Linked DNA regions of Mus musculus: regions 2, 3, 4, 5, 6 and 7 are each linked to region 1. A link is a loop called in an ENCODE intact Hi-C map of the cell type or tissue named here. Cell type or tissue: heart. All regions are shown on one strand. Region 1 holds the start of Ncapg (non-SMC condensin I complex, subunit G). Region 2 has its middle 410 kb from the start of Gm40298. Region 3 has its middle 19 kb from the start of Lap3. Region 4 holds the start of Med28 (mediator complex subunit 28). Region 5 has its middle 26 kb from the start of Gm40296. Region 6 overlaps Fam184b (family with sequence similarity 184, member B). Region 7 holds the start of Tapt1 (transmembrane anterior posterior transformation 1).

Region 1 (4,000 bases):
TACCAATTTGTCTTAGTCAGGGTTTCTTCTTTTTTTCTTTTTCTTTCTTTCTTTTTTTTCTTTTTTTTTTTTTTTAGGTATTTTCTTCATTTACATTTCCAATGCTATCCCAAAAGTCCCCCATACCCTCCCCTCCCCTCCCACTCCCATTTCTTGGCTCTGGCGTTCCCCTGTACTGAGGCATATAAAGATTGCAAGACCAATGGGCCTCTCTTTCCAATGATGGCTGACTAGGCCATCTTCTGATACATATGCAGCTAGAGACACGAGCTCTGAGGGGTACTGGTTAGTTCATATTGTTGTTCCACCTATAGGGTTGCAGACCCCTTTAGCTCCTTGGGTACTTTCTCTAGCTCCTTCCTTGGAGACCCTGTTATTCATCCAATAGCTGACTGTGAGCATCCACTTCTGTGTTTTCTAGGCCCCAGCATAGCCTCACAAGAGACAGCTATATCTGGGTCCTTTCAGCAAAATCTTGCTAGTGTATGCAATGGTGTCAGCATTTGGAGGCTGATTATGGGATGGATCCTCGGGTATGGCAGTCTCTAGATGGTCCATCCTTTCGTCTCAGCTCCAAACTTTGTCTCTGTAACTCCTTTCATGGGTGTTTTGTTCCCAATTCTAAGAATTTGCAAAACACATGAAACTCAAGAAGAACGAAGACCACAGTGTTAGTCAGGGTTTCTATTCCTGCACAAACATCATGACCAAGAAGCAGTTGGGGAGGAAAGGTTTTATTCAGCTTACATTTCCACATTGCTGTTCATCACTGAAAGAAGTCAGGACTGGAACGCAAAAGCAGGTCAGAAAGCAGGAGCTGATGCAGAGGCCATGGAGGGATGTTTTTTACTGGCTTGCTTCCCCTGGCTTGCTCAGCCTGCTCTCTTATAGAACCAAGACTACCAGCCCAGGGATGGTCCCACCCACAAGGGGGCTTTTCCTCTTGATCACTAATTGAGAAAATGCCTTACAGTTGTATCTCATGGAGGTATTTCCGCAACTGAAGCTCCTTTCTCTGTGATAACTCCAGCTGTGTCAAGTTGACACAAAACTAGCCAGTACAGTTACGTATTCCATACCCTCACATAGAATAAATGAATATTATAAAGACACCAACTTTCCAAGAACAGAGGAATAAAGGGAGTATTTGCTTCTACAGCAAAAGAAGGCAAAATGCTTCTAACTTTACCTTTAAGCAACAAACATAAAAGTGTTCTCAAATCTAGTTTATATAATCTGCTTCATTTCGAAAAGAGTACTTTGTTATAGTCTGTCAGGTCTGTATTTAACTGAGACAGGAGAGGCTAGCTTTTAATTTTCCTGTCTTTTTATATTTTTGTTGTTTTCATTTCAAAGAGTCTGCATGTTAAAAAAATCAACAAGAGGTATAAGACATACAAACTTTACATACACTAATTATATTGCTATTTTCTTTTATATTTCATGTATATACAAAACAAATTAAGCACATCTAGTCTAAACATTTTCCCGTATAGTTGTTTTCAAGAATTACTTATCTAAAATTTGGAATCCAAGAACCTTATGGTGTACATTGTTTAGTTTTTGTTATTTTCTTAAGCTTATCAAAGACACAAATTTATTCCTATATGTATTTGTTCTTTCTCACAGAATAAAAGTAAGAGTCAAGAACTATGTAAGCTTTACAATGAGATTATGCTGTATGAATTTAATGTAGCATATTGGAAAAGTTCCACGATTACGATGTCCAAAGCATACCAAATCCATACAACATTCGTTACTAAAATCCACAACTCTAATCAAAACATAGTCATACTGACCTCTGGTGGTCAGATTCCTTATATTTCACTGATACTGAAATAACTAGATAAAATACTCATGAGACATTTTTTTTTTAATCAACAAAACAATAAAGGCAGCAAGCACCTAAAATGAAAGGTCACAGATTGTCACAAAATATTAATATGTTCTAAGTTTTAGTTTGTCTGTTTACATAAAAAACAAATGACACACACACACATATTGGTTCTCATCTTATTATCATTTATTTAAAGTTTTATTTATCTTGTATGTGTGGTACATGCATGTTTAGGTCAGAGACAGACATTGAGTGTTTTCACTGATTACTTTAGACCTTACTGTTTGAGAAAGGCTCTCAGCCACCCTGAAGCTTGCTACTTTGGCAGATCAATGAGCCTAAGATCCACTGTCTGGCTCTCAGCACCCTCAAGTGCTAGGACTACATACAAATGTTAACATCTGGTGTTTGTATGTGAAATATCACATGTGACTTCAGATCCTCATGTGTGTTCAGCAAGCACTTTACCCATGAATCATTATCTCCCCAGGTCCTCTAGGGATTCCCAGAGTACCTACAGAACAACATAGTCTGGAGGCAGCCCTCTTCCTGATACGTGTCACCAATGTAGATTTCCAGTACAGACGGAATAGGTGGCTGCATTTATGTTTCCCAAGTCATCAAGCAACACACCAAGTAAGTTTCCCGGTTTTGGAGTGGTATGTCCTATGTCCCAGGTGAGGCATTTAGAAATAATTTTATATATCCAGCACGCGATCTTAGTCAAGACCCCCAAATTCCTTTTATACTGTCTGCGTTCTCCTCTGCTTAGCAGAGTTGTTAGGCAGATTTGTCAAGCACATCCGTCACGCTGGAGCATCTCCAAGCGGCTGCAGCCTAAACTGACCCTGCCTTTCTCTTCCCAGTCCCCCAGACTGTCTCATCGCGGACGGGCAGTTCCCGCCCGGACCCACGGGGTCCGAAGGACTGCGGAGGCCCTCGTCCAGGACGCCCTCGGAAAGTTTGACATCCCCAAGCCCCGGGCGGGCTCCGTACGACATCTCCCAAACGACTCCTTCGCTCGGGATTTACCCGTTCTCAGCCAGTCGCTGCGGCAGTCCTCCGCTTTCTCCCTTCACTCCCAACCACAAGATCCCGCAAGGCACCGAAGGCCACCAGTTTAATTCAGAAAGCTGAACGCCCACTTCAGGCGCGCTCCTCCACAGCACTACTTCCGGCCCCGCCCATGCCTCCCATACAAACACCTTTTCCTATTGGGAGAGCGGCAGGCCACACCCCAGGCGTCCCAGCAGCGGGGCGGAGCGGAGGGTGGAGTCAGCTCCGGGACCCTCAGGTCTCCGCTCTCCGACCCTCCCTCCGGCGGAAGTCTCGCGAGATCTCATCCTCCCGCGATAGTTGTTTGAAAACTCTGGCGCTAACCCGTCACTCGGAGCCTTGCAGGGCTAGGGTGTCGGAAGCCGCGGGAAACTGAGTCCTCCTCGGATCGCGAACCACAGTCTCTCTCGGGCAGTTCCCGTCCCGGCGCCATGGCAGCGCAGAAGAAGCGGCTTTCTGTGAAGGAGGCGTTTCAGCTGGCGCAGCAGCCGCACCAGAACCAGGCGAAGCTGGTGGTGGCGCTGAGCCGCACGTACGGCGCGGTAAGCGGCCTGGCTTCGGCTTCCGGGCTTCGCCTTCTGCCCTTGCGCGCCCCGCGACGGAGGGATGGGATCCGAGGCTCGCCCGAGGTCTCCCGGCCACAGCCAGTGAGCAGAACGCCCGGCGTCGGCCACACGCAGTCACCCGTCTTCTCCATCCTCATCCCGCCAGGGGATGCGGGGAGTTATCCGTTATCCTCAGTTCCTCAGTGACTTGTTGATCTGCGCAGGGAATCTCAGACGCCTTTATTTCCTTGGAGGTCTCTGGTTCATCTCAGGCAATCGATGAAGTTGTTTCAACCAACTCCTAAGCTTTAAAACCACCTTCATTTCACCAGCTAGGGAAACCATAAGCACCCAGTCTTTCCCGTACATGGCAATTGTGTGTCGAGTGTAGCGGCGGGGAATTACTGGACAGCGAATGTGAGGAAGATACATTGTTTTGGAGTTCACGGAAAGTTAAGGACATATAAAAGTGATCAAGGGTAGGGAGCAAAATGTGTAAGTTATGACAGAAGGAAATTGACGGATGCTAGGAAGGCCTAAGTAAAATAAACACAAAGCTGTT
Region 2 (4,000 bases), 680 kb after region 1:
GATGTAGGAGGAACAAGCCCACTATGGATGGTGCTATACCCAGACATGTGGGCTTAGGATTTCATAAGAAAGTAACTGTGCAAGCTTGGAGAGCAAGTCAGTAAACAGCCTTCCCCTGTGGGCTCCAGTCAGCTCCTGCATCCAGATTTCAACTTGAGCTTTCCTAGGTGATAGGCGGAAACCTGTGATCGAACAGAAACCATTCTCTCCTCCAAGTGACTTTTGATTGTGATGTATGTTGCTGTAACAGAAGCAAACCTAATATATGAATTGACAACTGAAGCATAACCCCAAGACTGACATGTCACAGGTTTTCATGGTGTATTGGTGCAAACAGGAGACATATCTCTGATTAGAGCACTACATAGCAGGGAATTAAAGGTCCATGGTGAAAATAATTTCCTTTGCTGAGCACAGCTTCACACATCTGGTTAGCAGCTTGACTACAGGTAAAGTTTAGTACTTCAGACACAGGCATCCACTCATATGTGTTGTGTTCTCTCTCCCTTCTCATCCTCTGTCCACTTCTTTTATCTGTCTTTATTTGTGTATGTATGTATGTATGTATGTATGTATGTATGTATGTATGTGTGTATGTATGTGTGTATACATCTATCTATCTATCTATCTATCTATCTATCTATCTATCTATCTATCTACCTACCTGTCTATCTACTTACCTATCTATCCAACTATTATCTATCTATCTATCTATCTATCTATCTATCTATCTATCTATCTATCTATCTACCTACCTACCTATCTATCTACCTACCTACCTACCCACCCACCCATCCACATACCCATCTCTGATCTTTACCTGGGTGGAAGCAAATGTCTTGGCTAGAGAGAAAATACTTGTAACGTCAGAAATCAGAAACTGGAGAAAGAAGTGTGTGGATGAACCTGTGGTCAGAGGCTGAAGCAGGTAGATAATTTTTATCTCATACAGATAGCAAGCAGATCCCATGTTCCCACAGGACATTTCTAATGTCCAAGGGAGCAGAATGACTTAACTTATGATGTTAGCTGACTTGGTTATTGCTACAGCTGTACAGTGATCAGAGTGTGGTTGTTTGATGGTTTTCTTTATAAACCATATGAAAGATTTTTCTGTTTGTCCTTATTTTGTAGGATTCTTTCTAATCATAAGTAGATCCAATCATGTTATTGTTGCTAATATGTGATTCGTAACTGAAAAATATACATTTGTTTGTTAGTTAAAATAAAAGTGAGGAGACATAAATTATACCTGTTATAGTCACTGTATACACCCTTCCATATTCTACACATCAGTATCTACTGGTTTGTGAGCAGATCTCACTAGATGTTGAATCTTACCTGCACACTAAGGTTAGCACTTATTTCCTGCTTCTTTCTTGATTCTTTTCAGTGCATGAGTTAAAAATAAAACTGAACAATTATGAGCGGAAAGGAAAAGATTGATTTTAAAAAAGAGAGATATTAGTCCTTAATGAGAAATAAGTGTGAGGAGAGAAACGGGGTTTGTATCTCAGACACACCAGGTCCTGCCCGCTCACTAGCTGTAGGAACTTGAATCAATTCAATTAATTTTTCTTGTCATTTCCCTCCATTAATAAAATGGAAACAATAGCACCTATTATACACAATGACTGTGAGAGGTAAATGATAATCCTTGCATGTACTGGAAAATATATGTATACATAAGACATATGAGAGCTCTTTTCCTCCATAATGAAATTGCAGGTGAAAGGAATATGGTGAGATATTTGGAATGCATAGATTAGCAAGCTGGGTAAACTGCAAGTATATTAATATGAAAATGTGACTGAAAATGTGTCTGAAAAAGGAGGTCATGAATACAAATGGAGACTACCAATCCAAATATTTCTTCCTTCTTTATTGGAAAGTCAAATAAAGAGACATTTTTTTTTAACACAGGCACCATTTTGCCTAAAACTAAAGCTAGGTTTATTTTCTCTCTGTCTCCCATAGAAGCTTTTTTTTTTCTTTCTCTCTCTAAGTCCTTAGTGGTATTTGTGCCACTCAAACTAATTGGCTCATTAGGGGTAGCACTACCTCTCACCCTGCACCCATATTCCTCTAGAAATCTGGACAGAAGAAACAGAGCTCTGTTTTCACAGACCACACAGCGTTTTCGCACATCCCTAAGTCAAAGAATAGCACACAAAAGGATGTTTGCTTGAGTTGATTGATGCTGCACTCTTAATTTTAAACTGCAGGGGCCCGAAGCCTTTGAGTGCATGGTCATGCTGCCCCCGTGTGGCCAACTTTAGAAAATCGTTCTGAAATCTTCCAGCCCGAAGGGAAAGAAAACCTTAACAAGCGGGCACAGGTCAAGCAGTGGGCTGCTTTAGCTACGCTTGCTTGATAAGGGAAACCACCGTGATTAGGCCAAACAGCTAAGCGCTGAATCAATAGACTGAGTGAATTGTACTTGGACAACAATCGTTACTTCTCTACATTCAATTACTGCAGTTTTGAATTATCGGAACGCTGAGAGAGATTTATGCTCTGGGAAGGATGGATAAAAGTCCCAAAGCCTCCCTATTTCCTGAGGTAGGAGAAGACTCAGAAACTCGTGCTTTAAGAGATTTGCAACATTCAGTGCAATGGTGTCTTCAAATTTATTCGAACAAAATAGGATTTGTTCGCTAGGGTACTGCTTAATCAATGCTGCCTTTTCTTTAGTGTGAATTTTTAAATTTCCTGATCCTATAATTGATTTTTTTTAAATAAATTAGTGCCGAAGAAGAGTACCCAATATACTATTTGAATCTGACTTATTACATCAATTACTTGCTGCAAAATTGAGTTCATAAAGTGTAAAATATTATCCCAATACTAGTTTGCATAATTTTTAATATTTGAATTTATACTTAAGAACTGCAAATGGCTTAAGAGGTGTATCTGAATCTTGGATTCTGCTCATACATAAACCCTGGAGTTAAAATTAGGTGTGCTGGATCCAAAGGTATCCACATATTCATCTTTCTTACATGATAATGATCTCACTCTCTCTTCTTGTGAGTATTGTTGACACGATCCTTTAGGGAAGAAATTTAAACTGTGTGAATAGTGAAGATTAGATCATGTGCTTAGATAATATTCCCTGCCTTTCATTCCAGTAACAAGTAATTCTTTCCTACTATTAACTAGTAATAGGGTCATTCACAGGTCACAGATTCACTTCAGAAGTAAATAAATAATTCCTCCAAATTCATGCCTCATTTACCATAAATTATAACAGAATCGGGAGCTGGAATCACCCTGGTCTCTGAAGCATACAAAATGGAATGCCTTCAGCTGCGGAATGTAGTTGCTGCTTTGTGCAGGTGATGATTTGAATTCATGCTCTACCTGATGACCCTGCAGGTTTCACTGTGTCCATCGAATGCATTTTGTGCATAGCTGCATAATTTACAAGCGAACGCACCATCCTTCTATTTGACATTTGAAATAAGACCACATTCTGGTTTTTTTTAAATCAATTTCCTCCATTAATAGAATGCTTCTTAACAGAAATATAGTTCTGTTTGGATTGGCATAATCATAGTTCTTATTAGTTTGAGTAGCAACATATCAGGGCTCATATGATGGACAACACATCTCTATATACCTTGCATACAGCTCTTCCCTGCATCTTTCCTAATAGCTAAAAGGCACAACTGACACAGAAACACACAGACATACACACACACACACACACACACACACACACAGAGACATACACACACACAGACACACACACAGAGGCACAATGACTCTGAGTGATTTACCCAGTGTAATGCAAGTAGTTCTTGGAGCTATCATTCCTAGTTTTTTCTTTAATACTGCATATCTTGTTGTGACCATGTGAAGACATGTTATTTTTATATAAAACCCACAAAGTTCTAAAATAAAAAGCAGGGATATGTGTAAAGACAAGGTGAGTGTTCCATATTATTTTAAACAAAAAAGAAAATTAACAAATGTATATAGTGATGTATGTTTGTAC
Region 3 (4,000 bases), 190 kb before region 1:
TTAATGACCTTGATATTTTTTAATAATACAGATCTGCTTAATAGGGTCTTCCTCGGTTTAGAGTTCCTGCTCTTCCCCTTCAGACTCGGACTGCATCCTTGGCACAGACGTCTGCAAAATGACTTGTGCCCATCCTACAAAAGACCCACAGAACCCTCGCCTCCAGCGCGTCGTGGTGCTGACATTCACTGAGTGGCACAGCCACATTTCTTCAGTGTACTACCTTTCTCATGATAGTCAGTATTAAGTGTATGCAGAGGACTCTAGGTCAGCACTCAGGTGCCATGTTGGGAACTTCCCCACCACCTGCAATTCCAGTTCCAGGAAATCCAACATCTTCTGGACTCTGAAGGCAACTCTACTTAGATTCATACACCCCATAGGGATCACATGCAAAGATATAATTAGAAACTACACAAAATGAAAGGGACAACTTGGTCACTTCCAGAATCATAGTCATCACCCCCAAATAAAAACCCTCATATCCTTTCTCTCTCATTGTCTAGCCGTCTCTATAGATCTGAGGATTCTTGGCATTCCAGGGAAATACAAAATTAAGAGTACGCCCTTTATGGTTATAGTTTTCCATTCAGCCAAATGCTTTGAAGGCTCATCCATTGGCGTAGTACTGTATACCTCAACCTTTTGATTTATGTAGATAAGCTGTGACAGTATTCCACATCTATAGGTCCACCAAGAACTTATTTTTAGTCTCTTCACATGAAAGAAGACATCAAATCTACTTCTCACTTGTATGTAGTTTTCATCCTTAAATTTCTTTAATGGCTAAATTTGGTATCAAGTCCCATGACATCATCCCCCTGTAGTGGAAATTTCCAGGCGTCTCACATCAGGCAATGCCATCAGTTCCTGTGATCTCTTGTTCTGGCCATTGCTAAAGAGGAATCGGTTTACAGAATCTGAGCCAAAGCGTGACTCATGACCATGCCCCGTTTATGATCTGATTGTTACTTCTCACAGCTGAATGGGGGTTTATCCCTTGGGAACTGAGACCCATTGCAAGGGCTGACAAGGCAGTCAGCACCCTCATCTTGGCTTCTCCCCCAGAAGAGGTAGGTATCATAGTCATTGTTCCTCACAAAGGGTTCATGTGACAAAATGCAAAGTAAACAAGCTTTCCCCCAGCAGAAGTGACATCCTGGCTCATTATCACTCCATCCGCTCCTTCTTGCGCCTGGGGATCTCAAACAGATGTGAGTTCGTTTTTTTTACTTCTTGCTGGGGGAACATTTTGAATATAATTAGAAGCAGAGAGACTGCAACAATGTAGTCTGTATGCCAATTAGCTTGTTTGCAGACCATTAGCTTGATCTGCTCTTGCTACAGCCAAACCTTGAACCCTGTACCCTATTCTCCCTGTCCTTTAGCAAGACGGTCTTAATGTAATACCATCAGGTGTGTGTTGTGTTGAACCTATTCTGTTCTCTCCTAAATCCAACTATTTTAGATTTATTCTCCATATCTTGGGAGCACTACACTATCCCTTGAGTGCTGCTGGGTCCTGAGGATACAAAGATGAATATGACATTGTTTGGAGGCAGAAGCACAAATAATTCATTGGCTCATAGCAAAAGGTTGGGCACTGGACCAACCCCACCCTGGCACAGCCTTGCTCCACCAGTGGTAGGTTTAAAAATGAAATAATTAGCACTAACCATGTGCCAGGGCAAGAGAGAGAGTTTCCAGAGAAATTGCCGGTATGAAAAAATGCTTGGCTGATTTTATTTTTAAAGTTAGAAAGGATGGGCACAGTTATTGCAGTGAAGTTGAAACTGGCTAAACATGAGAAAACACGGCCACCCCTTGGAATTTGATCAGCTGGACAGAGCATAACAAACCTCCCCTAAGTAATGCCTGACACCAGCTTGATTGGGGAAGGAAAAGGGTAGGGAAGGAGAGTTCTGAGTTCAGTTCTCTTCTCGGGTAACTGCACATCAGGGTAACAATCAAAGCTACCTACTAGGACAGTAAGTAACACAATCACATGCATATCTTTCTTTAAGGTTACTTTGCAGCAAATCAGAATTAATTTGTTTCATGAGTTGAGATGGTGAGTCAGAAAGAAATTAGATGGGTCACGACGACCTTTGACTGCCGCAGATACTATTGATTCGGTTGTTAAGTAGCTGCAAAATGGTTTTGGCACTATGATACAGCATCACAAATATATATCACTAATTCAAAACAATTCATAAGAAATTCAAGTCCTAAACACATGTGGAACTCAAGTACCAGAGCCATCTTCACCACTAGGGGGAAGCAAACTATCGCCTATCAATTTATTATCCTTGGTTCCTCGGTTGCAGGATGGTTGACATTGAATCATATTTCTAACATGCTAACTTCCACTTTCCAGTCTCAACTGAATAAGAAAAACCATTTTCACACTTTATTCACTATTTCTATGTATAGTAGGGGGTCATTTCTCAGGGTGTTGCAGGACCATGGGATCAGAAAAAGGACTGTAGAGATCTGACATCTTATTCGTCATCAGTACGTAACAAAAGTCTTTCTGATCTTCTGCAGCAACAGAGGGACCTAAAATGACAATCCATCAGGCATAATGACAAATGACAGGGCTCAATATTTTGCCTATAAATGCCCACCTTTTGGGGGAGTTCCTGTCATTCTAATAATACAAAACTGATAAAATGCAAAATTAAAAGAAAAAAATATAGATTAAAGCACTGCTTGCATTTTTATTTATTTTCTTAAATTCTCGGTTTCCTAAACTACTATGATGCGTCAATATGTTTCATCATTTGGGGAGAGTAAGGAAATCAATACGGAAGCACAAGAACTTATTCCAGTAGCAAAGTTCAAAGTGCCCTGGTTAAAGTTCAGAATTATCTATCAGGAGTATTTTGTTTATAAGACCCAAACACTAGGCCCTGTTCATGTTGGCCAAATTCTGAACCACCACTAAGCTACATCCAGTCCCAGAAAAATGCTTTTGAAAATTAACTATAGTTCATTGAGAGATCCTGTCTCGGGAAGGGAAGGGAAGGGGAGGGGAGGGGAGGGGAGGGGAGGGAGAGGGGAGGGGAGAGGGAGGGGAGGGGAGGGGAGGGGAGGGGAGGGGAGGGGAGGGAAGGGAAGGGAAGGGAAGGGAAGGGGTTGAAAGAGGAAGGCACTGGTCTCTGAACATTTGACTGTATTCAAAATACTGCATGCACACACACACACACACACACACACACACACACACGGAGAGAGACAGAGGCAGACAGACAGACAGACATGCACACGGTGGGAGGGGGGGAAGAAATGGGCAAAGGAGGAAAACAGCAAAGAAATGCAAAAGGGAAGGTGAAAGAAGAAGCAAGGCCACTACTCAGTGAGGTTTTGAGCCAGTAGCAGTGGCAGCAGCAAGCAGTGGCGGCAGCGGCAGATGGGCTGTGGTGGTGGTGGCAGAGAACTTGATGTAAAGGCATCTCAGGGCCACCCCAGTCCTACAGACTCAGAAAGTGTATCTTCACAGGACCAATAGACAACTGTACCTCCTTGCAGTTAGGCATTCTAAGTCTCCCCACACCTGTGAGGTACTGCCCTAGTATAGAGGATAGTGCTGTGTGAGCCATACCAAGGATGCCTGTGATGAACGCATTCCTAAACTCAGGTGGACCGACCCTCATCCTGCATGTTCCAATATAAGTGCAGAATTACCCAAATCTGTAAGTGATCAGTAGCCTCCTCTAGTAAGAACATCAGCCAAACCCACAGATCTCAAGGGCCCAGGAGGGAAGTGTGAGGTTACATTCTTCTTGGGAACTAGTAAAAGTGGAATTTATTTATTTTTCTGAGCCTGTCTCTTTTCAGAGGCCAGATGACATGTTCCTGTGCTCTAGCATAGTCAGGCTTGCCCCGTGCCAAGTGTGCACTACCGGATACACACCATTCGCACATGCATGCGCGCACACACCCTTTTCCTTGGGTTGAATCCATGCCTAGCTGGAAGTGGTTGCTTCTGTCTATGGCT
Region 4 (4,000 bases), 150 kb before region 1:
AGTTCTGTTGGCTGGTTCAACTCAGCTGTTCTGGCTCAAACTCATCTCTAGGCTGACTGATTCATTCAGGTTTCCTTCTCTCAGCCTCTCCCGAATTGTTCTGCTTTGCCTAATACTAACTCTAGGAATCTGTTCAATTCTTCTGGTTCCTTCTCATTCTCTGGCTCATTGTGTATTTACCTGTGTCTATCTAGCTTGTTCTCTCTTCAACCTGTGTAAAACTCTCCTGGTAAACTGCCTCTCTCCCCCCTCCCTCTCCCCCTCCCCTCTCCCTCTCCCCCCCTCCCTGCACTGCTCTCTTAAGTAGCTTCCCTTTTCCTCTTCTCATCCTATTCTGTCAAAATCTTTCTCTGATTCATTTATTTGTCTCAATTAGACATCACTTACAAACTAACTTTACCTTCATTATTTAGGATTAAAGGTGTGTCCAAAGGGCATGTCTGTATTCCAGCCAGAGGGATTAAAGGTGTGTGCTAAGGCTGAGCCACACAACAACTAGAAACACAGCCTCACTGTTCACAATGTGATCAAATATCCTGCAACAGATGACTGTTCTGAAGAAATCTCTACATGGTCCTTTCTTTTGTCACAACGTTGCAAGATAATGCCAGAATGAATGTGAACAGTTCTGATGGTATCCACCTCACACATACATAGACCCAGCACCTCCTCATCTGTGCTCAGAGCATGGTTGAGACAAGTTAGTTAAGTGTCAGACTCAAGAAACTGCTGCCATGGGCCCACTGCAGCCTGGGCCAATCCAGTGCTGAGATGCAGCCTTCCCAGCCCGAGCTCAGCCATCTGCTCAAGCCTCTGCGCTTATTTTTCAGTCAACAAGTGTTTCTCTATATTTGCTAGACAGAGTTCTGGATGTTGGGCATATAGATAACTAAAACCTGACTAACCCCGCAAAGTATTTCTTTAGGTTTTTTTTTCTAGAAAGGTCTTCCATTTAAATTTTCATTCCAAATGAGATCTCTTTAGAGAGGCCCTCCACATCAAAGAGCACTTAGCTGTCCACTCCCAAGCATTTTCCCTCAGTACTTATCTCTACAAATAATGCTGTATGTATTTATGAGGTTTTTCTTCCTATTTGGGGTATTTACTACTATGTCTAGATTATTAAACATGCCTATCTGGAAACTAGAAGGACTCAGTTAAGTTGAAGGGACACTAGTCCACTTGAGCATGGCTCTGGCAATCCTTGTTCGGCTCCTCCATTTCCTCTGCTTTACTAAGAACTGTTAGATTGTGTTCCTAAAGCTAGCCACCGAGGTTTGTTCACTTATTTGGCCACTTCCTGAGGCTGACTACCAAGGTGAAGATATCATCGTATTGAAGTCCAGCAATGAAAAGTCCCCGTTGGCTCACCTAATTAACTTGTCCAACTAAAATTGAACACATCATTCTAACACAGGGGTTCCCTTTATACCATTATAAATGTCCATTTTACTATGTGCCGCATCTGTCTCCTCTCTATCTAGAGGCAGTCTTTTATCCTCCAGTGACAAATACCACTCCCCATCCTTCTCTTCTCCTTCATCCTGTCTCCTGTCACTTATTCCCTACCCTCTGTCTAGGGCAAGGAAATCTTTCGGCGAAAACTTGGTCAGCTGATAATTTTTCTTTTTTTTTTAAGTGTTGTAAAATTAAACAACAACGACGACAACAAGGCTATTTGGCTTCTGAATTAGTGAACAGGCAAACATTAAAGCCGTTATGAAAACAGATGCAGTCACTTTCCCTCCGGTGTTATCATATACGATTAGAAAAGTGCCAGGAACACTGGTATCCTTCAGGATGTCACCTCACGCCAGAATTTAGAGGGAACTTGTGTTGTTCCAGCCAGAACAAGTGACTAGATTGGCATTTGGTACATCTCAAGCCCTTAATCACCCTAGAATGAACTGATGACTCATTTTTCTAAAGGAGCGCAGAAAAGACTCGGCTAAGGTCTTTAGGGACAGCCCAAGGGCTTGGCTGGAGGCAGGGAGGCCAGCGCCCTTGTTCGGTCTCTGCAAGTGACTGGTTTAAACCAGTCCCAGCATTTAGTATTTAGGTCAAAAAAGAGTAAACCCAGGTCGGCTATAAATTGGGCAGACCGCACAGAAACAAGGATGATGGTAAATCCTTTCTCCGGGCGAATAGGCGAACTGCCCGTCATGTGACCAGGCCTGCCACGTGATCAGGCTGCCCGCGCCTGCGCACACAGGCCCGGTGTCGTTTCCGCCCGCCGTTGCAGACATGGCGGCGTCCCTGGGAGGGATGTTCACTGGGCAGCCTCCAGGTCCCCCGCCGCCGCCGCCCGGGCTCCCAGGCCAGGCGTCGCTTCTGCAAGCAGCCCCTGGGGCCCCGAGACCATCTAACAGCACTTTGGTGGACGAGTTGGAGTCATCCTTCGAGGTAAGCCGAGATGTGGGCGTCTCTGTGCAGCCCTCACAGGCGTGCGGAAGGCGCGCAGGTTAACTCCTTTCTCGGTCCCGGCGTTTAGTAGAGGCGGGGCACCGGAGAATGGAAGTCGCCTGCCGTAGATTGGGTACTACCTGTGGCCGGTCGTCTCAGGTCTGCCCCCGCAACCGCGACATTTCTGGAGACCGTGGCCTTGAAGTTCGCCCAACTCCCATCCACCTCGGGGCTCGTTGGATCCCCTGCGGGTCTAGTAGGATCTGGTCTTCCCTGGAGCGGGCCCACTCGGCTGAGGTCCTCTGAGTTTCCAGGTCACATACTGGACGCTTTTCCTGTTTTTCTCTAGTGTTCTGTGTAGACCTTCCAATGGCCCCTGGCACCTGCCTACCTGTTAGCTTGTTTGGGTGCCATCCCTTGACTTCTCTGGCTTTCGCTTTCTATTCATTTGGTAAATGCTCTTTGTTGGCATAAGTTGAGTTCTCACTGTGGGAGGAAACCTTAGTAGAACGCTTGGGTCCATCCACTCTTGGATGCAGGGATGGAACTCAGGTGTGGTGGCAAACATCTTTACCGGATTAGCCATCGCACCAGTCCTAAAATACTGGGCTTTTAATAGAAGGGCACGCGTTGTTTTTAACCTCCGTAAGACTGACTGTCCATAAAGGTCCATGCTTTAAATGTTTTTCAAAGGATGGGGGGGGGGGGTGGGCTGGGAGGTGCAGCAGGAACTAAAGTTTCTGAAGTTAGTTTTTGTCTTTTTGTTTTGTTTTGTTTTGTTTTGAGACAAGTTCTCAGCGTAGCCCTGGCTGTTTTGGAACAAGCGCTGTAGACCAGGCTGACTTTGGACACACAACTGTCTCTGCCTCCCTAGTGCTGGGATTGAACAAGTGCAGCACCACTGCCTGGCTTGCAGTTAGGTTTGGTTTTTTTTTTTTTTTTAAGTCTGCATGGCCTACTGCCGTTGGTGAAGCCCCCCCCCCCCCCGCCCCCAAGCTTTGTGGGCCATAGGTTTTCTGAAATCTGCACATCATGCTCACGCCCCAAAAGTCCAACAAGACTTAACTTTTACCGTACACAGAATAGGCAGTCTGGTTGGTCGAGCTGTTACAGGAGTGGGAAATCCTTTGACTGTTTCCATCCATCAGATCTGGAGCTAGCCAGGAGGATTCATTGCTTCTGAGAGGAACTTTGGGTGTAGTTTTGACTTGTGTTCGGAACCTAAATTTGGTTCTGTGTCTTTGTGGTTTTTTTTTCGGTGCTTGCTCAAGGCTGTCGGGGTCTGTTCTCAGACTGTGTTCCTCTGTCAGCTGCTGTCATGCTTGTCTGTCTGAGGGCTGCTTGTGCCCCTGTGGCGCACTCACATGTACAGCTCGGTTGGCACCCTTTCAAAACTCCCTCTTTGGGATTTGGTTATCCGCATGACACCACTTATTATACAGACACCTGTTACTTATGAAATGCCAAATGGTATCCCAAGTACTTAGACTATAGTGCTGAATCACACAGGCAGAGCTGTTGGTAGAAATAACAGTGGCTGAAGAGTGGATAGTAACATCAGTTACTTTTCTGAAAAGCTTGCCAAGCTCCACTGTAG
Region 5 (4,000 bases), 1.4 Mb before region 1:
GTATTTGAAGAACAAATATTGGAACAACCAAAATATAGAACTATAGTTATATTCTCAAAACATTCTAATTTGCCCATGTGTCTAAAATTGCGAATTATAAGACTTTCCTCCAGAGAAGTTGGGTATTTGATAAAGCAAGGCACACAAGGCTACATTTTTTTTTAATGATGCTTTTTTCTTTGGCCTTATAACTACTGTAAACACCTTGATTATTGGGATGTCTTTCAATATAGTATAAATAAAAGTTTTCCCACTGGCATAATGGTGACGTGGATGTTATGGGGGAAACAGATTGCTTTCAACTGAATTGAAGATGAACAGAAGGAGACATGACTGGTACTGCAAATCTAGCCCAACGGTGCATTGTGGAGAAGCTTACAGGTCCCAAGAGGGAACCTACTATTATTATTCTACTAAGTGGACATAGAATCAAATTGCACCCTAAATGAACATCTCTCTACCTGTAGATTCACGTAACTCTCAGACCTCACCATAGAAGTTTCTTTGTGCAGTGGATGCTGGCTGATGAAGAAAGTCACACTGGTTGGGGCGCAGAAGTGCTCAATCTCAATAAGACATCTGTATCACAACCCCTCCTAAAGGTTCAGGCTCAGCCACACATTAAGACATCTGCATCATAGCTCCTCTTAAAGGTGCAGGCTCAGTCACAGTGAGACATCAGTACCACAGCCCCTACCAAAGGTGCAGGGACTATCACTGAAGACAGCAAGTGAAAAAGACTGTAGAAGCCAGTATTGGAAGAGAACTGGAACAAAATAAAATCCTGCTTTCTGGGTATTGCCAGGGCTGTGGTACTCACTCTGTGTACAGCCACCTGCACTGAATCATGCCAAACAGTAGTCTAGCTTGCAAGTAAGTAGGAAGTAAAAAAGGGTTCATGAGTCCTTGCTCTTAACTGAGGAGCTACAGGCTCATTATCAAAACAAAACAAAACAAAACAAAACAAAACAGCCCAACCCCAAACAAGAGGACATAAAATTGGGGGGGGGGGGGAGGGAGGTGAGGGTAGATCTGTGAAGAGTTAGAGGGAGGACATGGGGGTGAATACAATCAAAATAATCTTTATGAACTTCCCAAAGAATTAATAAATATATTTTAAAATATAAATTTTTATAAAACTTTCCAAATATAAAATATATTCAGAGCAATTAATCCTTATAGTGAATATTTAAATAAATGACTGATGTTAAACCTTTTATATAAAAAAATCTTCTGATTGACTGCACAATGACATTTTAAAGCTCCTGTAATTTGATAGAGAAGAATATTTGATATTATTCTCGAGTGCAAAGAGCACAAAGTCAATATGTTTCTGCACGGATGCTGTTGCTAGGATCCTGTTTAAATATCAAACTGTCTTTCCTTCCTATGAAATTCTGTGACATTCAACATAAATCGATGTAAACATTTATTCTTTGCATCTCTAAGCTATACATCTCACCATAAAGTAACTTAGAACATTTCTGAAATCTTTTATTGAAGGATTGATATTGCAATGTTGAATATCTAGGCATGTATAGTTCAAGTTTTTCTTCCCAGTACCATATTCTTATTTTTTAATAGAACTATTAACTGGCATCCTTCCTCCAGAAATGAACACATTTTGACATTGAACAAGGCAGTTGAAATGGAAAAAAATGCACTTTAAAAAGTATAAAACTTGGGGGCTGGAGAGATGGCTCAGTGGTTAAGAGCACCGACTGTTCTTCCAGAGGTCCTGAGTTCAAAACCACATGGTGGCTCACAACCATCTGTAACAAGATCTGGCTCCCTCTTCTGGAGTGTCTGAAGACAGCTACAGTGTACTTATATATATTAAATAAATAAATCTTTAAAAAAAGTGTAAAACTTTTAAATAACCAAGGAGTGATAATTATAAAAATTAACATCACAAAATAAATTATAAATCAGCCCTCCTAACCTAATTATATTCTTTAAGATGCTTACAAAACAACAGAACCACAACTGTGTCCGGTTGTGGTTTGAAAACACAATGTTCCCTAAATGCTTAGGTGTTTGAATACTTGGTTCCTAGCTGACGATGGGCCTTGAAGTGGGGTCTAGCTGGAGGAGGTAGGACACTGGTAGTAGCTAAGCCATCAGGTTTCTTTGCTTAGCTTGGCTCCCTGTTTTCTCTTTTATTTTTTTCTGACTGCAGACACAATGTAACTGTCTTCTCCTTGTCCTCTTTCCACACCTTCTCCTCTATGATGAGCTGTAGCCCTTTGAACTGTTAACTGACATAGGACCTTGTCCCTTAAGTTGTTTCTTGTTCGTATTAGATATTTGAACACAGCAGTGAGAGTGTACTGCTAAGGCACACACACCTCAACTCTCTATAGCACACTTCTGGACGAAGCATTTTGGTCAGGAGAGGTGATTTCCGTGAGAAAGATTGGCAGTGCCAAACCAGCACAACATACACTCATGTGCACATACACTGGAGAGATAAAGAGAGAGGGGGAGGGAGAGGGGGGTACAGGAGAAACTTAGCTGAAACATGAAGAATGGAAATATGCTTAGATTTCTGGTCCTAATGATAGCAGAGAGCCTTCAGAAGTTTGCCTGAACAGGGGCTTCCACGGAACTTTGGACTGAAGTCTGAGGCCTCACTTTGAGACAGAATCTAAACAGACTAAGTGATACAACTTCTATGTGATACAACTACCACAATCTCGGACTACCTGGGACATGTTCTCTCCCTCTCCCTCTCCCTCTCCCTCCCCCTCCCCCTCCCTCTCCCTTTCCCCTCCCTCTCCCTTTCCCCTCCCCCTCCCTCCCCCCTCTCCCCTCCCCCTCCCTCCCCCCTCTCTCTCCCCTCCCCCTCCCTCCTCTCTCTGTCCTCCTTCCATTCCCTCTTTCCTGATTCCATCTACCCTTTGCTTACACATCGAGAGTCCTCACCTCTTTCTTCTCAGAAACTAGGCTGATGATATCTTCTCTCCCCTAGGCATTAGTGACCAGCTGTATTTCAAGGCTACACCGTTCTTCTTATCCACCAATTCACATACCCAGCTGTGCAATGGTCCTCTCTATTTAGGCAAGTTCCTAACCTTAGAGTACTGTTTTCTTTTAAAACTGCTCCCCCTTTGATGTTTCTTACTTCTGTAACTGACTCAGTTCTTCAGGCCAGAAATATGCAATCATCTTTCCTTCCTTATCCAAACTTGTAAGTATCCATCAAACTGATAGTGCCCACCCCCGCCAGCATCCCCACAGTCTGCACTATCCCCGTCTCTACCTATGGATGCTCACAGTCCTTTCCGTCTTGTTTCTTGACTTCTGCCATCCGTCCTACATTAACTTCCTCAGGGCTGCTATATAAATTCTGCAATCTGAGTGGCCTTAAGCAGTAGAAATTTAGTCTATCATAGGTCTGGAGGCCAGCAATCTAAAATCAAGGCATCTTCATGGCCACATACTCTCTGAAGCACCCAGGGAGGTGTTTTTCTTTCCTCTGCTCAGGTTTAGTGGCCTCAGGCGTTATTTGGCTTATGGTTGCATCTCTCTATCACCCTGATGTCTGCCTGCATCATGGCAAGGCTGGGTATTTACTTTTTGTTTCTGGGTGTTTCTGCTGCATTAGGGGGTCTCATCTAATTTTTACTCTTTAAAAAACTTTAAGATTCTATATGTGTCCCAGTGTGAGTCTGTGTACGGGAAGGCAGGTGCCCTTGGAAGTTAGCGGTATCAGATCTCCCTGGAGCCGGAGTTATAGACAGGTGTTAGTCTCCTTATAGGAGTGTCTGGGGACATGGAAGAACAGTACATGCTCTTCACCACTGAGCCATCTCTCCATCTTTTTATAAAGACGTCAGTATGATTGGATATTAACCCATTCTACTTGAATATGACCAAATCTGCACTCGATTACATTGCCTTCTCAAATAAGATCATATTCTAAGACATTAACTGAACAAGTCTTTTCATGGGAAACTATTTAACAATGCATCCTTTCCATGACCATTGCTTCTTCTGC
Region 6 (4,000 bases), 130 kb before region 1:
CAGTGCCTTAGCAAGTGAAAACATCTAACTACACTGAGCACCTAAAAGGAAAAGCTAGTACAAAAGTTAAAATAATGAATAAAAAAAAAAACCCAAAAAACAAAACAAAACACAAAAAACCTCTTCCCATATTCAAACATTTCAACCTTTCTCTCCCTTGCTGTTGTTTGAAACAGGGTCTCAGGTATTCCAAGCTGGCCTCAAACACACTATTTAGCCAAGGATGAGCGAGCATAGCCTTGAACGTCTGATCTGATTCTGACGTCCTAAGTGCCGGGATTTCAAGCATGTGCTACCACGTTTGATTTGGTGCTAAGGACTGAACCACCATGTGGGGGCCAGGAACTGAACCTGGACCCTCTGCAAGAGCAGCAGGTGCTCTTAACCCGAGCAGTTATTTGTTTAAAGATAATCATAACTGGGGCTGGAGCTAGCACGGCTGTTAATAGCGCTTACTGCTCTCCAGAAGACCCAGGTTGAATTCCTAGTGCAGTTCATAACTGCTTGTAACTCTCCAGCTCAAGGGGATCGGACAACATATTTGGGCCTCCAAAGGCACCTGCATACATGTGGTACACACACACACCCTTAAATACAAATATATTTTAAAAAAGACAATAATAATATCTTCCAGTACTTACCAAAGGAGCAGTTATTCCTTATTAATATAATTCTGTGAGTCAAAGACAGACCAAGGGGAGAGAGATCCCTAAGGAAGAGCATCAAGTCTTGACGGTTTTGAGGTACAGAACTAAAGGTGTTGGAAATAATTCTTCAAGGGGTCTAGGGAATGGCTTTGCTAACTAGAAAATGAATGGTTGAACTTACAAAAGGATGATCAACAATGGTAAAGTTGAATAATTCTATTAAAATTCCAAGGTAAGTAAACAGATTTTTATCAGATTTTGTAGGATGAAAAATGGAATCAACATCAAACAAGTGCTGTTAAACTTGGGAATAGGATGGCTTTTTTTTTTTTTTTTTTCTTTGCCAGTGTCTTTGGTATGAGTACTTCTTAGTAATAGGAGGAAATAATGAAAGATCGACAGACAATGTTTAGGTAGCTATAGAAATGTCAGGTTCAAAGCCAACACCCTGACTGTGAGCCAAGGCCTCACCGTTAGCTGCCGGATGATGTCTTCTCTCTCCTTCAGCCGTGTCTGCAGGCGGCCTATGAGCTGCAGATCCTCAGGCCGCGAAGTTCCTTTCCCTGCCTTCTCTCCAGACTCTTTTAGCCTGTTTAAAGAATGCAGTCAGTCCTACAGAGGTTTCTCAATAGGCAGGTGGGAGACTGTGTGTTTAGGATGGCCACCCAAGCCCCTACTCCTGGTCTGGCTCCCATCAGTTCTCTCAGGAGTGTGCACATAGATTCTGCATGCAGCCTAGCTTCCGGGACAAGGCATGGCTCTGTAACAAGAGCCCTACCCGACCCTGGACCCTCAGGATCCCCTGATGCCCATGCGGTTCTTGCCCCATCTGGCGGGGGCATAGAGTACAGCATGAGTTTGTCTTTCAGGAGCCGCTGTGAAAGACAGGGTGGCGATTGTGGGAGGGGCTATGGCTATTGATTGATGGCAAGTGAGGACTTTGAGATGAGAAAACTCTACCTCCACTTCTCTTCTAATCCTGGCTCTGCTGCGCTTTAGTTATTTGCCTTATTGATCACACCACGTCTCCTGGAGCCAAAGTTTGTTATTGGGGGGGGGGGGGGGGCGGGGAAGGGCGGGGGAGGAGAGTGGTGGTGCAGGTGAGACAGAGCCTCACTATGTAGCTCAGGCTGGCCTTATCGTATAGACCAGCCTAACCTAGAACTCACAGAAATCCACCTGCTTCTGCCGCCATGTGCCACGACGTGCCACCACTCCCAGCAGTTCCTTTCTTTGTAAAGTGAGCACTTTATAAAGTGGTTGGTTGTGGAATCAAGGAGGTAAGGGTTGACTGGCACAAGACTGAGAGGCGCGTGGCAAGTGCCCACTGGGTGGCGCTTGCCTGACACATTTCTCTGCAGTCTTTCTGTCAGTGCTAGGGAATAAACTCTACCATACCACTGAGCTAATATCCATAGGGTTTTGTTTTGTTGTTTTTTAAAACTTTTTATCCTGAGATAGAATTTCACTGCTCTGCCCATGAACTCATCTGACAGCCCTTTCTGGCTTGTGATCCTCATGTCTCATCTCCTTCTTATGAACTATATGCCTGTGGTTCTGGGCACAACACATTACAACTGTTTGAGGTCAAGACTGGTTTTTAAGAGCATTTCTCTTAAATTCACTTTCTACTATATAACCACGGGGAAGAGGTTTTACCTTTCGGCATGGATCTCGATGTCATCTCCTAACTGGTCTCCCTGTCAATCATCCCTTTTCTTAGTTTCACTATTACCCAGCAACCACAAGAAAGCTGCTTCTGGCCCTTTACCAACATACACATAAATGAAAATAAATCGTTATAGATCAATGCATCTCTCAATTCACACTAGAGAAGATTCTACTTGCAGTAAATAGCAACTAACACAGAGACCCACAACCAGTTGAAGTGCAGAGAATATGAGACAGCTATAGATGCTCTCTACAAACGGATAGCAAAGCCCCGCTGCTGAAGACAACATCGACACAACTCACTGAACACGGAGATGTTGAGCTGGTGCCTACATGCAGCCTTCACCCTACATGCTAGTGTCTCTGGTATTCTGCATGCTACCAAAAGAGAAACAAGCACCACACCCAGTCATAAACTCTCTGATCTACAGTGGTGCCCTGACCATAAGACACAAGAGCTCAGTGGTGGTATGAAGCTTGTGGGAGTAACCAACTAATACATGATTTGGCTTACGGCTCACTCCCACGCCATGAGATGGAACCCATAACCTATACTGCTTGGATGGCCAAAACTAAGACTAGATAGCCCCAGAGCACAAGGTATCAGTAAAATGACTCCATATGACATTTTTACTATACTCATAAATCAGTGCCTTGTTCAACCATCATCAGCGAAGCTTCCTATTTCCTATAGCATATAGAAATAAGTACAGATATTCTGCAGAGAGTGACAGACCTTTGAACACTCAGCCCTAAATGGAACATCTCCATCAAGTCCCCTGTAGACTCAGGGAAACCTGCAGAAGAGAAGGCTGGAAGATTATATAAGAGCTAGAGTGGATAGAGGACACCAGGGAAACAAGGTCCTCTCTATCTACAGGATCGATGCATACTTGATCACACAGAGACAGAGGCAGACAGGGCCTGCCCGACTCACAGTACCAGACTGTGTCCTAAAGCTGAAAGGAGGCCACAGTTTCTGACCCAGAAGATATCTCCAACTGATAACCACTTGCAAATGAAAATTTAGTTATCTCCAAGGGAGTCTCACTGGGAAATAAACTACTCTTAAGGGTAGGCTGCCTGCCCAGCAGGAGATGCCAACAGATCATGCACTCAGTGGCATCTTTGGAAGTTCCTCATCTCATAATGTTGTGTTAAAACTTTTCCTTTCCATATATATATTTTTCCATCTCTTTCTCTCTATCCCCTACAGGTCCTTTGCATGTATATTCTGGCTTCCATTTTAGTGTTTTTAAGGCTTTCCTGAGTGCAAACAAGCGGGCCTCTGTGTCGACCTGTTCCTTGTGCCTCTCCTTGGTTTCTTTTTCTTCTGTTTGTTTTGTGCAAACCTGTAGTGTTAGCTTTTGTTTCTTCTTACTATACTATATTATAACTTACTATTACTCCTTAGAAGCCGATTTGTTTTCCAATGAGGCAGAAAAGATACAGATCTGGATGGGAGAGGATGTGGGGAGAAACTGAGAGGATCCATGGGAGGGGAAGCTGTAACCATGCATATTATGCAAGAAAAATATTTTTAATTAAAGGGAAGAAAAAAGAAAGACTGCTATACTCCCTCCTCGGAAATCATTGCAGAAGGAGTGGAGGGTGGGGGCAGAACGACTGTAAGTTCCTGAAGCAGTGGATGACTGCAAGGAAAACTGTTTCTCACACAGCAG
Region 7 (4,000 bases), 1.4 Mb before region 1:
TGCTGGGTTGTTTTGGAGACATGGGCTTTCCATGTAGCCCAGGCTGGCCTTGAACTCAGGATCTTCTTACTTCTGCCTCCCACCCTTTAAAAACCATTTATGGTCTCCTTTAGGATAGTAAAGAGCAGAGCAGTCATACGCTTAGAGACAGAAGAAGGTCTCCAAATGGAAGGCACATCTTAACGCTAACAAAGCAAAGGATTAACAGTGTGATGTGTCAATAATCCTCCAGCTGGCTTAAAATTTCAAATCCACAGACAGTAGAATGCAAGGAATAGGAATTGTCTGAATTCCATTGACAATCTCTGTGGGAACTGCCAACAGAAAACCAGTTAGCTTTTCTGGGTTTCAGGTTTTCTTTCTTCTCCTGGAGATACAGCAAGATGTGTAAAGGCAAGGAGAGAAACAAATCAGACAAGAGTTGAGTTCCAGAAGTCAAGTCATCATTACAAAGAGAACAATAGTGACGGCATTGTTCCACCACAAACAGCACGGTGGCCACACCTGACATCAGGCCTCTCACTTTACAAGCAATGCTTATCTGCTCACCTCCTGCGCTTGCCTTACAGGGAGCTGTTTCATGCTCATGGGAAGATGTCATGCTTATCTTACACCAAGGTCTCCACGGAGAGGAAGACAACTAAGTTAGAGACTTATTTAGTACTGGCTCGATGAAGCAGAGCCAAGTGGATTAAGCAAGCAGTCTACGAAGTTCAACAACAGAACCAAGTTAAGAAGACAGAGTTCCGTATTCTTAGTCCGACATGGACTTGCTCCTCATTGACTGCTAGAGCTATACATGGCTATGCAGAATCTTTCACCTAGAACCCTGCAGACGAGTCAAGAGGGGAAAACGCAGGAACCGGATGACAGGCATTGCTTAATCTGATCTATGTCGAAAAATGCAACGTGACATGGCAGTAATGTTAAGAGCACGGTGAGAGCGCAGTTCTTGGCGAGCACTCTTCCCAGAGTTCCAGCTCAGTCACCACACACCGGGATGAACCGGCATCCAGCTCTAACTGTGTTAAGGTGAAAGTACTAGTATTTGTCACACAATTCATGCATTAAAAAAAATGCTGCTGAGGATCAAATGATAGCAGTCTGCAAAGAAACAAAAAGCAAATATAACTGATATAGATGAATACATGTCGTATGTATAGCTGTATAAATATAAAATATTTACATATTTTCCTCAGCAGATAAATTAGGATGAACATTAAACACTACAGCATTTTATTTTACTCCAAGTGTGGATAAGTACCTTACTCTATGCTCATGTAAAGAGAATACTAAACTGCTAGGACCCACCAATAAATGTCTTATAAAGGAGCTCTGAACGCCTTGGGGAAAATGATAAAAGGGACATTGGAACTAAGTGATGGTTAAGGCCATCAAGACACTAAGATTATGACTTCCAAAAGGAACGGCACAGACTGCCCCAGCTTGCAGAGGGGACGACAGGGCAAGTACACAGGAACCTTTACAGAGAATGGACGATTAATACCTTAGTGACATAAATGACTGAGAAAGATGTTTCCAGTCTGACACTAGGTGGTGCCCTCTGGCCCAGACAACCCGTTTTCTATTTCTTGGTAAGGAGGCAAAGAAAGAAAACAGAGCAGAAGAGAGAAGCACTTGGGGGTGAACAAAAAGAACGCCTGGATTTCTAAGTGAGTGGGGATGCCGTGGCCAACTGCAGACCCAGTCACAGGTAGACATGCATCAGCAACAGTGAGAGCTTCCTGGCTCTTAGAACAGACACCAGGGGTCAGAAGAAGGTGGTTCACACCGAGTCCACACAGGAAAACCACTGGCTGGTACTTCTGAAATGTTCCTGGGATGCCTGCCTAGATCCCTAATGCCATCTACCAAAGCGGGAGTAACCACTATCTTTTCCCTCATACAAGACTGATGGAAACAAGGAGGGCCACCCCAATAGCCACGGCTTCATGCCGGCTCCCTAGTAAGGACTTTCTGCCACTGCAGGTTGAAAATCCAGGTTTAAACCTGTTAAGTATATGATGCTCAGTGCACTGCCTCTGTGATGAATGAGTGTGTGCTATGATGTTAAATTTATACAAGTCCAAGTATCCAGCTCAGCCCAGGGGTGCTCACTACTTCAAAAGTTCAAGGTCTGTGTTAGTACCAGGGAAGAATAAATGCACTTCACTTCAGAAGTTCAAGGTCTGTGTTCACCAAAGGCTCTGCACAGCTTCATTGTCTTTCTTCATGCAAACAACATAAAGGCTTTCCTGAAGCTTGAAAAGATTTCAAAGAAACCGTAGTGAAACCTGGTCGCATCTATTTGCTTGCCCTAGTCAAGTCTAAGTGAACAAGCGGCTGAGAGATTGAAGACTTTGGTTTACTTAGGTATTGCCAATTTAGAAAGCAAACATTCCTGCAAGCAAGTGTTTAACTGACAACTAAACCAAATAGAAAATAAAGGGGGAAAAAAAAAACCAAACAAACAAGGCACACAGCTGGTGCCTGAGTTTTCAAAGATATGGAGACTGATGCAAAACTCTATGTCCAATTCTGAGAATTAGCAAGTCTATCAGGATCTATCCACCAGTCTTACAGACTTTTAGGACTCCTATAATTTCAATACCCATAGTGAATGGAGTCAACCTTATAACTTGAACGAGTATTTATATAAGCTGCAGGACCTTATTCCACTGCATTAGCTCAGAATAAGTTGGAAGAAATGTCATCAAGTTGCTGTCCAAGATCTTGGATCTACGATGCAAGAATTAAAATGCAATCACTATTATACCCAATGAAACGGCCAAGCCAAAACTTTCCCTTTTGCTTCCGGGCTTAATAGAACGCTTCAGTGTAAATACCAAAGCTGTTAAAAGTTCTTAATAAGATCCTTGAACACAGGGGATTGTAATATTTTAACAGTATGCTTCAGAGCTTATGGACAGTAGGGCTTAAAAGTGGTACGTATTTTCTTGTGTGACAAACTGTTTCTTCTGGCTTAAGTTTTAGTTTAGGAAAACTCCACATGTAACATTTTAAGGGGTGCCGCACATTTCTGTTTGAGAGAAAACTGCTGAACTTCACGGTCACGACCACACTGTCAGCTGAGTCTACGAAAAATGGATTCGGCGGGCAAGTTAACAGGTTTCCGAGACTCAACTTCGCATAAAACCATAGGGGGAAGAGTCACCTCGGCATTGACATCGCCTAGAAAGCCCTGCGTTTCCCATTTTTGACCTCCTTCGGATGTGGGAGATGCCTGTCACTGTTGAGGCCGGTCGCGAACTCTCGGGGACCGGGGACCGACGATCTCCCGGGCGCACCTGGCTCGGGGATGGCTGCGGGAACGTCGGGCCGCGCGCACTAGCCGCCGGGGTAGCTGTCACCGGCCGTGGGGACATGGGAGCCACCGGAGCCGCGGCCGCTCCGCGCGCAGAGGGAAGGCGCTGGCGTCCCCGCCACCACAGCCCGGTCGGCCCCTCGGTAGCCCGCCGCGGCCTAGTGCCGCCCGCCCGCCCGCTCGCTCGCTCGCCTCACCTGCGCGGCCGCGGCGCTTCTCCCGCCGCCGGTCGCTCTCGTAGAAGCCCAGCGTCTCGGTGTGTTGGGGCGCGGGCCCATGGCCGCCACCACCCGGCTGCTCCGCCTCGCCGCGGCCGGTCCGCTCGGGGCCGTCCGCGCCGCCACCGCCGCCTTCTCCCGGGGCGGCCGCGTCGCAGACGCCCGCCATGTTCCGAGAGCCACACACTGTCCCCGCCACCTCCCTCCAGCCGCCCGCCCGGCCTCCGCCTCCCGCCGGCCCCCTCGCCGCCTCGCCCCGCCCCTCGCCCGGGCAGCCGCCATCCGTAGCCCGCCGGCCGGCGCGCGCCATTGGCGTCAGCGGCGCGTGGGAGGCCGCGGTGGCCGCCGCCACGGCCGCCGCCATCTTCTTCCTGCCGTCGCCGTGGCGCGCGGCGGGCTCTGCGGACCGGGGCGCCGCGCCGGGCTCCATGCCGCCGGGTCGCGCGGTGGGGGACGG

Evidence for each region. A loop is a pair of places that touch in the nucleus more often than their neighbours do. Peaks named below come from ENCODE experiments on the same cell type or tissue, not always from the same donor. Only the 100,000 strongest peaks of a DNase experiment are listed, where the experiment ranks them.
Region 2: a loop joins it to region 1, with 5 times the contacts of the local background. A loop is called at or near these places in 9 of 42 quality-filtered maps.
Region 3: a loop joins it to region 1, with 8 times the contacts of the local background. A loop is called at or near these places in 35 of 42 quality-filtered maps.
Region 4: a loop joins it to region 1, with 3 times the contacts of the local background. A loop is called at or near these places in 35 of 42 quality-filtered maps.
Region 5: a loop joins it to region 1, with 5 times the contacts of the local background. A loop is called at or near these places in 3 of 42 quality-filtered maps.
Region 6: a loop joins it to region 1, with 11 times the contacts of the local background. A loop is called at or near these places in 35 of 42 quality-filtered maps.
Region 7: a loop joins it to region 1, with 6 times the contacts of the local background. A loop is called at or near these places in 4 of 42 quality-filtered maps.

What each region holds. Positions count from the first base shown.
Region 1 is chr5:45,666,699-45,670,698 of GRCm38, forward strand. Ncapg (non-SMC condensin I complex, subunit G) reads left to right here and starts at 3,227. Exons shown (of 21, transcript NM_019438.1): 1 at 3,227-3,435. The coding sequence starts at 3,325. 1600023N17Rik (RIKEN cDNA 1600023N17 gene) reads right to left here and starts at 3,010. Exons shown (of 1, transcript NR_073433.1): 1 at 2,003-3,010. In heart, a CTCF peak has its summit at 1,816 (motif pointing left); a DNase peak (open chromatin) is centred at 3,093; H3K4me3 peaks cover 2,064 bases; H3K27ac peaks cover 1,762 bases.
Region 2 is chr5:46,345,337-46,349,336 of GRCm38, forward strand. It overlaps the pseudogene Gm7931. Among named protein-coding and RNA genes, the nearest start is that of Gm40298, 410 kb to the left of the region's middle. In heart, a CTCF peak has its summit at 2,259 (motif pointing left); no DNase peak of the experiment used is centred here.
Region 3 is chr5:45,472,123-45,476,122 of GRCm38, forward strand. No RefSeq gene overlaps it. Among named protein-coding and RNA genes, the nearest start is that of Lap3, 19 kb to the right of the region's middle. In heart, a CTCF peak has its summit at 2,279 (motif pointing right); no DNase peak of the experiment used is centred here; H3K27me3 peaks cover 828 bases.
Region 4 is chr5:45,518,082-45,522,081 of GRCm38, forward strand. It overlaps Med28 (mediator complex subunit 28), which reads left to right and starts at 2,148. Exons shown (of 4, transcript NM_025895.4): 1 at 2,148-2,403. The coding sequence starts at 2,245. In heart, no CTCF peak of the experiment used is centred here; a DNase peak (open chromatin) is centred at 2,190; H3K4me3 peaks cover 1,733 bases; H3K27ac peaks cover 1,257 bases.
Region 5 is chr5:44,278,022-44,282,021 of GRCm38, forward strand. No RefSeq gene overlaps it. Among named protein-coding and RNA genes, the nearest start is that of Gm40296, 26 kb to the right of the region's middle. In heart, a CTCF peak has its summit at 1,843 (motif pointing left); no DNase peak of the experiment used is centred here.
Region 6 is chr5:45,533,035-45,537,034 of GRCm38, forward strand. Fam184b (family with sequence similarity 184, member B) reads right to left here. Exons shown (of 16, transcript NM_021416.3): 13 at 1,119-1,236. Among named protein-coding and RNA genes, the nearest start is that of Med28, 15 kb to the left of the region's middle. In heart, CTCF peaks have their summits at 1,446 and 1,977 (motif pointing right); a DNase peak (open chromatin) is centred at 1,477; H3K4me3 peaks cover 435 bases.
Region 7 is chr5:44,222,892-44,226,891 of GRCm38, forward strand. It overlaps Tapt1 (transmembrane anterior posterior transformation 1), which reads right to left and starts at 3,715. Exons shown (of 14, transcript NM_173764.3): 1 at 3,523-3,715. The coding sequence starts at 3,712. In heart, a CTCF peak has its summit at 1,564 (motif pointing right); a DNase peak (open chromatin) is centred at 3,810; H3K4me3 peaks cover 1,550 bases; H3K27ac peaks cover 1,495 bases.